Linked DNA regions of Homo sapiens: region 1 is linked to region 2. The links are chromatin loops, found by intact Hi-C in ENCODE. Cell type or tissue: dorsolateral prefrontal cortex. All regions are shown on one strand.

What was found. A loop is a pair of places that touch in the nucleus more often than their neighbours do. Peaks named below come from ENCODE experiments on the same cell type or tissue, not always from the same donor. Only the 100,000 strongest peaks of a DNase experiment are listed, where the experiment ranks them.
Region 1: a loop joins it to region 2, with 2.4 times the contacts of the local background. A loop is called at or near these places in 5 of 110 quality-filtered maps.

The regions. Positions count from the first base shown.
Region 1 is chr6:33,451,997-33,456,996 of GRCh38, reverse strand. SYNGAP1 (synaptic Ras GTPase activating protein 1) reads right to left here. Exons shown (of 19, transcript NM_006772.3): 19 at 3,308-5,000. ZBTB9 (zinc finger and BTB domain containing 9) reads right to left here and starts at 2,421. Exons shown (of 2, transcript NM_152735.4): 1 at 2,222-2,421; 2 at 1-1,967. The coding sequence starts at 1,896. The coding sequence ends at 475. SYNGAP1-AS1 (SYNGAP1 antisense RNA 1) reads left to right here and starts at 2,592. Exons shown (of 3, transcript NR_174954.1): 1 at 2,592-2,727. In dorsolateral prefrontal cortex, CTCF peaks have their summits at 2,249 and 2,448; a DNase peak (open chromatin) is centred at 2,496; H3K4me3 peaks cover 2,877 bases; H3K27ac peaks cover 1,200 bases.
Region 2 is chr6:33,709,682-33,714,681 of GRCh38, reverse strand. It overlaps UQCC2 (ubiquinol-cytochrome c reductase complex assembly factor 2), which reads left to right and starts at 2,982. Exons shown (of 4, transcript NM_032340.4): 1 at 2,982-3,133. The coding sequence starts at 2,996. It overlaps LOC124901304 (a long non-coding RNA gene), which reads left to right and starts at 3,233. Exons shown (of 3, transcript XR_007059548.1): 1 at 3,233-3,374; 2 at 3,831-3,987; 3 at 4,919-5,000. RefSeq lists a silencer at 1-270 and enhancers at 3,413-3,462, 3,489-4,386. In dorsolateral prefrontal cortex, CTCF peaks have their summits at 2,668 and 2,873; DNase peaks (open chromatin) are centred at 2,881 and 4,852; H3K4me3 peaks cover 2,327 bases; H3K27ac peaks cover 1,737 bases.

The sequences.
Region 1 (5,000 bases), 260 kb after region 2:
GCAATGAGAGAAAAAAGCTTAGAGCTTAGCCTCTGAATTACTTAAGCTGTAAATCAAATGTATCTCTAGGTGGAGACCAACTCCTTCAATTCCTCATGGAGACGGAATAAAACATTTACCACTGTCTTTTGCTCTAACTCTTCTCTCACTAAATAATTGAAAATCTGGTTTCCTTAATGGACATCACCACCACAAAAATGTCCACCATGGGCAAGTGATCAACTTAAGTATGAATGGCCTATAAACCACTTTCCTGCAGGGTTGGCTAGCCAAAACCTGGAGTGGGACGAGAAATTTGAGTTTCCACATCTGCCAGGCTGAGAGGCCCATATCTAAGAACAAGAGGTCCATAATGTATCTATTCTCTTGGCATGATTACAAGATCCATGACTGGTGTGCCATGGCAGTGAGGGAAAAGTATCCATCAGCAGCAGTGGTTATCTTGTTCTAGAAGCTAGTGTATAGCCTCAGCAGTCACTTGTAAGTCCAGTGGGCAGTGGCCCAGCCCTGGCCCTTGCATAGGTCCCGGTGGCGGAGAAAACAGGCATGGACTCGGAACCGACGGCCACAGTGGGGACAGGCATGCAGGGCTCCAGCATGGGTCTTCATGTGCTCTGTCAGATGGTGCTTCAGCTTGAAGCGCTTGTTGCAGATGCCACAGCCAAAAGGCCGAAGGCTGAAGGTCAGCATGATGTGCCGGTCACGCTTTGGCTTCACTGCAAACCGCTTCCCACACAGGCAACCAAAGCGTTTTCCATCTGCAGGGGGTGTCCCCCCTAGCTTCACAGGCCCATGCACGGCCTGGCCTGCTCCCCCAGGTCCTCCACCCCCTGACAGGATTTCATTCCCATGAAGATCCACTGGTTTCCAGGATGGACCCCCTCCCCCAGATGTTGGCCCTGGCCCTGAAGGCAACAAGAACCCTAGCTCCCCATTCCCTTCAGTGTCCCCTCCAGAAAACACTTTGGTTTCCTCCTTTGCTCCTCCAGGCTGAGTTCCGCTTCCTGATATCTCCTCCTTAGGCTCGAAGGGTTCCTGCTTAATGTAGAAGATTTTGGGGGGCAGTGCAGGAGGGGCAGGAAGCTCAAGTGGTGCACTCTCACCCTCTGGAAGCTTTCGGGGAGTAGCAGTCATGGGCAGTGGGTGGGGTCCATGAGGACGGGGAAAAACCCCTGATACTCTCTGGGGCTGAGGAGTCTGAGAGAGTGTGGCTGACCCCTGGTCCTCATCATCATCATCTTCCTCCTCCTCCTCTTCTTCTTCCACCTGAATTTGCAGCACTTCTCCCAGTTCACTTCCCTCCCCTCCCACAGGGCTCTCAGTGGAAGCAGGGCTTTCAGTAGAAGCAGAGGACTGTACTGGGGTCTGGAAAGGCGAAGAGCGAATGCACCAGCCTCCTGTAGAGGATGTAGTGGAAAGAAGGGCATGGTAGGAGTTTCCTCCACGGGCTGAAATTCCACCACCTGAAGTTTCTAATTCTCTAAGAATTTCTGAGCACTGATCTACTACCTGCCACATTTGAAGGCCACTGGCCACAAGGAGATGAGCAGGAAGAGCATCCAGTGGCAGGCGGAGACGCCCTGAATAAATGAGCTGGAGCAGCCCCTCGAAGGCATCGGCTTCAATGACACTCGGTAGAGTGAGACGAGGCGCATCCCCCAGAAGCAGCTTGTCATGGAAGTAAGGAGAGGCAGCAGCTAACACTGCTTTATGAGCCCTAAGTTCCCGGCCCTGCACCAGGAGGGACACATCACAGAACTTTCCCTCTAGCCTGTGGCGGTTCAGAGATTCCAGCAGAGACGAGCTATGCTGTGGGAACTCGATCTGGATTGTCCGTGGGGCTGGGTTGCAGGTCGGGGAGGCGGGTACAGGCGGCAAAGGTGTTGGGGTTTCCATGGCCTCCTCGAAGGTGACAAGAATTGGGAAGAGGAGAAGGGCTTGGGGGTAGACTCCACGCGGGATGAAGGCTGCAGAGGAAAAAGATGGAGGTCACAGAAGCCCTGGATAAAGGGAGCCACATCTTCTCAAACAACCCCCTCCCCACGAGCAATAACTGGAAACTTTTAAGTCAGTGGCGGTTTCTGCAAATCAGTCCCGCACACCAAGAAAGCAAAAACAAACAACAACAACAACCACCACCACTAAACACCAACAGGGGTTTTAACTTCCAGCCCCTGTGGAAGATAAGAAGGAGGTCCTTCAGCCACCAGCCTGCCTTCACCTGCCCAGAACAGCTCCTGCCCCGCCGCTCCGTTCCGCCTCACAGTGCCCACAGAGGTCTGCTCCCGGGAAGCCGCGGTCACCCGGACACCGCGAGTCCCGGCCCGATTGTCCTTCCCGCCGACACGCCCCCGCCGTTACACACGCGGCGCTGCCCTCGCAGTTACAGTGCCGCTACAGCTCCGTCCCAGACCGGAAGCCGCCGCCTCCCCGCCGGACACCGTCGCCAAGTGCGGCGGGCGGAGCTAGAGCCGTAGCCAATCGAGGAACGGCAGCCTACAAGCCTCGTGTTGATTGGCTACTGCAGACGAGGAGGGCGGTGCTAGTAGGAGGGCACAGGCCCAGGGTGTCCTCGCAACGGGCGTCCCGGGGAGCTGCTGAAGTCCTCCCCGCTGCAGAGGACCGAGAGGCAGGGCCCGGGAGAGAACAGCCCGGTCGGAGGGGGTGGGCCGTCAGCCGCCCCGGAAAGCTGCGTTTCCCGGTGATTAAGTGTAGCACCCGCCCCCGGTAGGTCCTGAGAGGGGCGAGATTAGTTGGGTACTTACCATGTGGGCCTGGCACTTGCCCACATCACTTTGTGTCTTCCCACCGGCCCTGCGAGGGTGGGGGTTGCCGTCCTCAGTTTCCAGGCGGGGGAAACGGGCTGGAAGCGTCACTCAGCTAATAGTAGTGGACCTGGGACTGGAACTCAGATTTGCTAAGGAACCAGGCAGGTTCTTTCCTGTTTTCTGCACGGGAGCATTTTAACCAGCAATTAAAGAAACCTTATTTCTAGGTAATTTTTAAAAGAGATAAATGTGGATATATACATGAACTCTTTTATCAGATAACGCCGCTGTTCCTGGCCTCGGACTAAGTGACACAGTGGTGAGGGGAGAGTTAGATTGGAGAAGTTTGGCCGGTGCAAAACTCCTGCTCTAAAATATAAAAAATCTCATTGGGAGGGGAGAGTGACATTCTATGAGGAGAGTGTGGCATCAGGTGGGGATATACGGTTTTCCTCTCAGGCTGTCAGCTTCCTTTCAGAAAGCAGATCTTACCACCGTACAGGTCTGGAGAGCCCTGCCTAAGAAAGTCGGCACAGCGATAAAAGAACAATCTCCGTTTATTAAACATGTTTTTTTCTGTTTCACCACACACTCCAGAAAAAAAGGAAATGGGGCTGGGAGTGGAGAAAAGGGGACAGTGAGGGGGGATAGATAAGGCTGGGAGTGGGGTGGGGAGGGAGAACGAGAAAACAAAATAAAACAGGTAGGAAGAGCAACTCCCTACCCTTGAGGTGGTGGGTGGGGAGGGAAGCAGAGGGGCGGGGGGGGAGGGGGCCAGGAAGCTCTGTACAGAAGGGTTGCCCCCAGCCCACACACACACACCCCGGATATGTACAGTACAAACCCCAGATAATTACAACAGCCAAAGAAGAGAGAAGGAAGGTTGGGGAGGGTCCAGGGGTAGGGCCTGAGGTGGGGAAAGGGCACAGGGATAAAATTTCACATATTTACAACTTTTATATAAGTATAAATTTGGCCCCGGCTGGGTGTATGTGTAGGGGGATGGGACTGAAGGGGAACTGTCCATACAAAAGAAAGAGGAGTAGAGTCTAGGAGAGTCTCAATACCAAACGCAAAAGGATGAAGGGGGCAAGGCTGGGTAGGGGACAGCAGTCAGGGAAGAGGGGGTGCCAAGGAGGGGCTTCTCCCCTCCCATGGCCTACCCACCCCAAACCCCATCCATCCTACCTCCCCTATCCCGCCAGAAAACTATGTACAGAGAAACACCGAAAAATCGTGGAGCTGGCGGGAGGGAGGGAGGTGGAAGGAGATTGGGAGGGGGAGGATGAGAGGGAAGCCCAGCCCTGTCCTACCTCCCCCAGGGGACAGAGTCATGGAAGGGGGCCCCCCAACACCCCTCCTCCAACACAGGTCCCCCCACCCTGGGGGAGAGAGACATGGCTTTTCCTAGAGTAAGTTCCCCCCTCCCCCTGGGAGTAGAGACCAAGAAGAGAGAAGGAAGGGGCAGAGGGGACTGTGTGTCAGAGTAGGACAGATCAACTAGCCTGTCCTCCCAACATACACACCCTCCTAAACCCTGACCCCTCACCCTAACCTCAATTCCACCCCACCCAACACACTGGGGGAGGGGGGGGCATAAGCCCCCTCACCCCGCTCTGGGACCAGCCGAGAGCAGATCAGGTGTGGGGAGAAGGGGAGACAACTCCCATTCCCCCCTTGCCGCCCCCTCCCTGCCCCGGTGGCCCCCTCCACCCCATCTGGGTTCTGGGTGGGGAGGGAGTAAATTTAAGAGTGGTAGAAGGAGAAGGAGTTTGTGCGTGCTGAGCCCCCCCAGACGCTCCTGAGAAATCAAGGGGTAATAGGGCCCCCTCACCCGGGGTCCCCTCCCCATAACAAGGGGGGCAGGGGAGGCCAAAATGGGGCGGTGGAGGGGAGTTAGATTGTCAGCTCTGGTTACTGCTAAAAAAATCACCCTGAAGTTGAAAGTTTGGAGGTGCCACACCCCCAGGGTGGGGGTGAGGGTCTGTCCCCCAGTGCTCAGGGGAACGATGAGGCAGAGGATGGGGATAGCACCCCGGAGTGAAGGGGTCTGTACGGGGTAGGCGGTGTCCTGGGGCAAGGGTCCCTGGGGGTCAAAGAGAGGGCAGCACCCCAATGGGAAGGAAAAGGGGGCGGCTGAGGGTCCCCACTCTCCCTCCTGGAAATGGTGCAGTGGTGGGGGTGGGCAATCAGTGTGCCTCCCAGGGAGGCATTCGGGGAGGCAATCCCGCT
Region 2 (5,000 bases):
GCCCAGCATTCTTCTCAACCTCTCATTGTCCTTGTACCTCAAGCAGCATGAAAACCATTTGCTGCCACCTAATGTTACTTTTTGGTTGCCTAAGACAGAGGGACCTTGGCTCTGCCTCCTGGGACAGATGTGGACCAGTCAGGTGCTCTTCAAAGCCACGGCTATGACAGCGCCTCGGGGCACCCAGCACAGCCCTAGGTGCCTGGACCTTGGTAAGTAAATAGATACAATCCTTGCCCTTTGTGCCTTAGGGGTGTCATCAAAACTACATGGCTATGAGGTGAGGATGGAGCAAGGAGGGACTGCTGGGCTGGGAACCTGGTGGGGTTAATCAGGGGAGCTTTCTGGAGAAGGTGCCCTTGGGCGCCTCATTTTCCACTCCCCCTGAACTCTCCTTACCTCAGCGGGCATCACACATTCTGGTCCCCAGAGGTTTTCCTTTAATGGTCTTGACTCCTAACATCTTCGGAACAGTTAAAGCCATTCCAGTTAAAATCACCCATTGATCTTTCCTCAAATTAAACTCCTCCCTCTCTTTCCCATTGCCACCCCAGGCCTGCCTCTGGCTGTTCTTGGAGCCATCCTTGATCTTCTCCCACTCTCCCCTGAACAGCAGACATCTGTTTCTCCAAACTCTCTAGCATTGTCTAACACTTCAGTTAAAGCTCTCGTCATCTGTAACTTTGTGTCCTGGTTATGTACACATTCCCAGACTTGGCCATCAACTTCTTGAAGGCAGGACTCTCCTAGATTCACCTTTAAAATGTAGGTAAGGCAAGAAGGAAAAGGTTTGGAGGAAGCAAAGTTTTGTACACATTGGATGGTCTTGGCTAAATACAGGATAGTGGAGATATACGGGGGGCTGAGGCTTTCTTATGAAAAATGCAGATGGTGGGACAGTCTTTTGAGAACAAAAATTAGTCCACATGGTGATGTAGCTAGAGACATATAAGAGAAGACTTGATAAAACAAACACATTTTAATGGGAGAAAATATTCTGAAATCACATAGCTGTGAAGGGAGTAATATCTGGAATATACAGAGAACTCCTAAAACTCAATAACAACAACAACAAAAAAAAAACCCGATTAAAAACAGGTAAAGGACTTGAATAGATATTTCTCTGAAGATATACAAATGGCTGATAAGCACATAAAAAGATACTCAATATCACTAATCATTAGACAAATGCAAGTCAAAGCTACATTGAGATACAGCCCTCACCCATTATGATGGTTACTATCAAAAAACCAGAAAATAACAAATGTTGGTAAGGATGTGGAGAAATTGGAACCCTTGTGCACCGGTGGTGGGAGTGCAAAATGGTGCAGCTGCTGTGGAAGACAGTATGGCAGTTCCTCAAAAAACTTAAAATAGAATTACCATATGATCCAGCAATTCCGCTTCTGGGTATATACCAAAAGAATTGAAAGCAAGGTCTTGAGATGTCTGTACATCCATGTTCATAGCAGCATTATTCACAAGAGCTAAAACATGGAGGCAACCTAAGTGTCTATCAATGGATGTGTAAACAAAATGTGGTATATACATGCAACGGAATATTACTCAGCCTTAAAAAGGAAGGAAATTCTGACATATGCTACAAAATGAATGAACCTTGAAGTGAAAATATTATGCTAAGCAAAATAAGCCAGTTGCAAAAATACTGCAGGATTCCACTTACATGAGGTACCTAGAGTAGTCAAAATCATACAGACAAAATAGAATGGTCGTTGCCAGGGGCTGGGGGGAGAGGGGGAAATGGGGATTTATTGTTTAATGAGTATGGAGTTTCAGTTTTACAAGAGTTACGGAGATGGTGCGATGGCTGCACAACATTATTCAGTGCTATTTCATACCCATGAACTGTACACTTAAAAATGGCTGGCTGGGCACCGTGGCTCACGCCTGTAATCCCAGCATTTTGGGAGGCCGAGGCAGGTGGATCGCCTGAGGTCAGGAGTTCGAGATCAGCCTGGCCAACATGGTAAAACCCTGTCCCTACTAAAAATACAAAACATAGCCAGGCATGATGGCGGGCGCCTGTAGTCCCAGCTACTTGGGAGGCTGAGGCAGGAGAATCACTTGAACCCGGGAGGCGGAGGTTGCGCCATTCACTGAACACCAGCCTGGGCGACAGAGCCACAGAGCAAGACTCCATCTCAAAATAAATAAATAAATAAATAAAAGGTTAAGGCCAGGTGTGGTGGCTCACACCTGTAATCCCAGCACTTTGGGAGGCCAAGGTGGGAGGATCACTTGAGCCCAGGAGTTTGAGACCAGCATGGGCCACATAGCAAGACCTTGTCTAAAAAAAATGGTTAAGATAGTAAATTTTGTTATGTGTATTTTACCACAATACAAAATAATAAATTGTAAAGAAAAAAAAAGTTTTTCTAGTCTGAATCAACACAGTTGGCATTGCTCATGCTAGAAAACCTGCGCCTCCCAGAGAAAAATGTCTGGCTTATGAGGGGTAGGAAGGGGGGAACAGAAGGGATACTAACAGGGACTGGGCAGAGAAGAACAAGAACTAGGAAGCACTAAAGAAGGAATTGAGGCCGAGTACCAAGGGATAGTGACAGGTACGGGGGCACCCACGAACAACGTTCAAACATATTTTCATCCAGTAACCTGTATTTACATGCAAATATATTGGTTTATGCAAAACAGCGGAGGCCTCGGGGGAGGGTTTTTTAGTCTCAAGCTTGTGCAGTCATTGAAAAAGAGACGCAAAGCTGTCTCTGGGGTACTCCACGTCCGCCTTGCCCCTGGGAGCTGGGCCGGTTCCAGGAGGACGAAGACTGAATTAGCTCGGCTTGCAGAGAAAGGCGAGCAGCGCCCCTACACGGAGAGTAGCGGTGCGCCTACAAAGTCGCGCATGCCCACTCCGGCCTCCCGCTCCACTCCTAAGGCAGGCGGCGAGGCTTAGTGCGCAAGCGCCATTCGTCGGCGCCGACTCCTCCCGCTAAGGCGGGAACACGCGGGGCCCAAGATGGCGGCCAGCCGGTACCGGCGTTTTCTTAAGCTCTGTGAGGAATGGCCAGTGGACGAGACCAAACGGGGCCGGGACTTGGGCGCTTACCTGCGACAGCGGGTAGCACAGGCCTTTCGGGAGGGAGAGAATACCCAGGTGACCGGCGGGGAGGCGGCTGGGACGAGGGGAGGAAAGGACGAGGCAGGGGCGGGGCCAACGAGCGCGCTAGCAGGGGGATCTGCGCATGCGCGCGCCCTCTTTCCAGGCAGCACGTGAGCGCGGACCCCCTTTTTCCCCCAGGGAGCTACTGATAGCGACGCCCGTTGTATTCAGCGCTCTCCCCCGGCTGCACCTTGGAATTGCCGAAGAAGCTTTTTTTAAACTCCAGATGGGCCGGGTGCGGCGGTTCACACCTATAATTCCAGCACTCTTTGAGAGGCCGAGGCGGGAGGATCGCTTGAGCCCAGGATGACCTCCTGGGCAACATAGTGGGACTCCGTCTCTACAAATCAAAAAACAAACAAAAACTTCAAATGCAGAATCTCTAGGGGTGGGGTCTTGACCTCAGAGTTTTAAAAGCTCTCCAGGTGATTCAAGGTGCAGAGAGAGTTGAGACCCACACCACCAGTGGCAGCTGGTGACAGCCTCAGCTTTTTGCTTCCTTGTCACGGTAGCATTACCTCATTATTTCGCAGTGTTGTGTATTGACTGAGCTAATCCCCAGTTAACTCTGCAGGTCCCCGCTAAGCGTTTGCGTTCTTCCTGAGCCCCTGTAAGCCTGTGCAGCAGGTTTGGGTCCTCAGCTCACGCAGCTGTGTGTGAGTAGTAGGCCTATGTTCTTGCTTTCCTCCAGGTTGGCGCTGCAGCTCTGGGATTCATTCATTCATATAGCTCGTATTTATTGAGCACCTACCATATGCCTGGAACGGTGCTAGGGAAACAGCAGTGTTAAACAGGTGAAGTCCTGCCCGCATGAAGTTTTACATTGTAGTTCAGGACACAATAAGCAGGTAAGTGTACGTAAGACAGATAAGTACTGTGATCGATAGAAAATAGGGTAGCGTGATAAAAGGGTAATGTTATTAGTGGGGCCTTTCTGAGGAGATGACACATAGGTGAGACCTAAGGCAAGAGGATGAGCCAGCCATGTACACTTGGCGGGAAGGACATTCCAGACACTGCACATGTCCAGAGGCAGGAGGCAGATTGACATGTTTGAGGACAGAAAGAAAGCCAGAATGGCTGCAGGGTAGTAAGTAAGGTGGAGTTTGCTAAGGTGAAGGTCCGGAGCCAGGCACAGTAGGATATTATCTGTTCTGATTAGCTTTAGACCTCATTATAAGGCCAGTGAGAAGTCACTGGGGATGTTTAGTGAGGGGACTGATGTGCCCTAATTTACTTTTTAAAAGACTATTCTGGTTGTATGTGGTGAGTGGGCTATAGGGGGCAATAACAAAAAAAGAGGCTGGAGAGAAGCCGATTATGGTACTATAAGCGACAGATGGTGGGGGGTTGGATGAGGACGGCAGCACAGAAGATGGAAGTGGTTGGATTCAGGTTATGCGCAGGTTGAGTCAGCAGGACTTGCTGATATATGGGATGTGGGATAAAGGAAAAGAGAGGAACCAAAGATAGCACCTAGATATTTTTTGGCCTGGGCATCTAGGTCTAAGATGGTGCCATTTACTGAGGTAGGAATAGGTGAAGTGTAGGAAGAATATCTCGAGTTCGGTGTTAAGCAGGTTAAACCTGAGATGCCAAGTACACTGATTTCCAAGTGGCAATGTCAAGTAGGCAGTGCTATATTTGAGCCTGGGGCTCGGGCAAGAGACCAGAAATGAAATGAGATAATGAGATGCATATACACACAGTCTGAAGAAATGACTTGTGAAACTTGGCCAAGACTTGTTACAGAAGGAACATGGGTTTTTTTTTTTTCAGCTTAGCCCGAAACAGAGCCAAGCCAGCCCACCTAAAGGAGCAGGAGCACGCCCAGTGGCATCATTGTGACTGTACTGCTGAT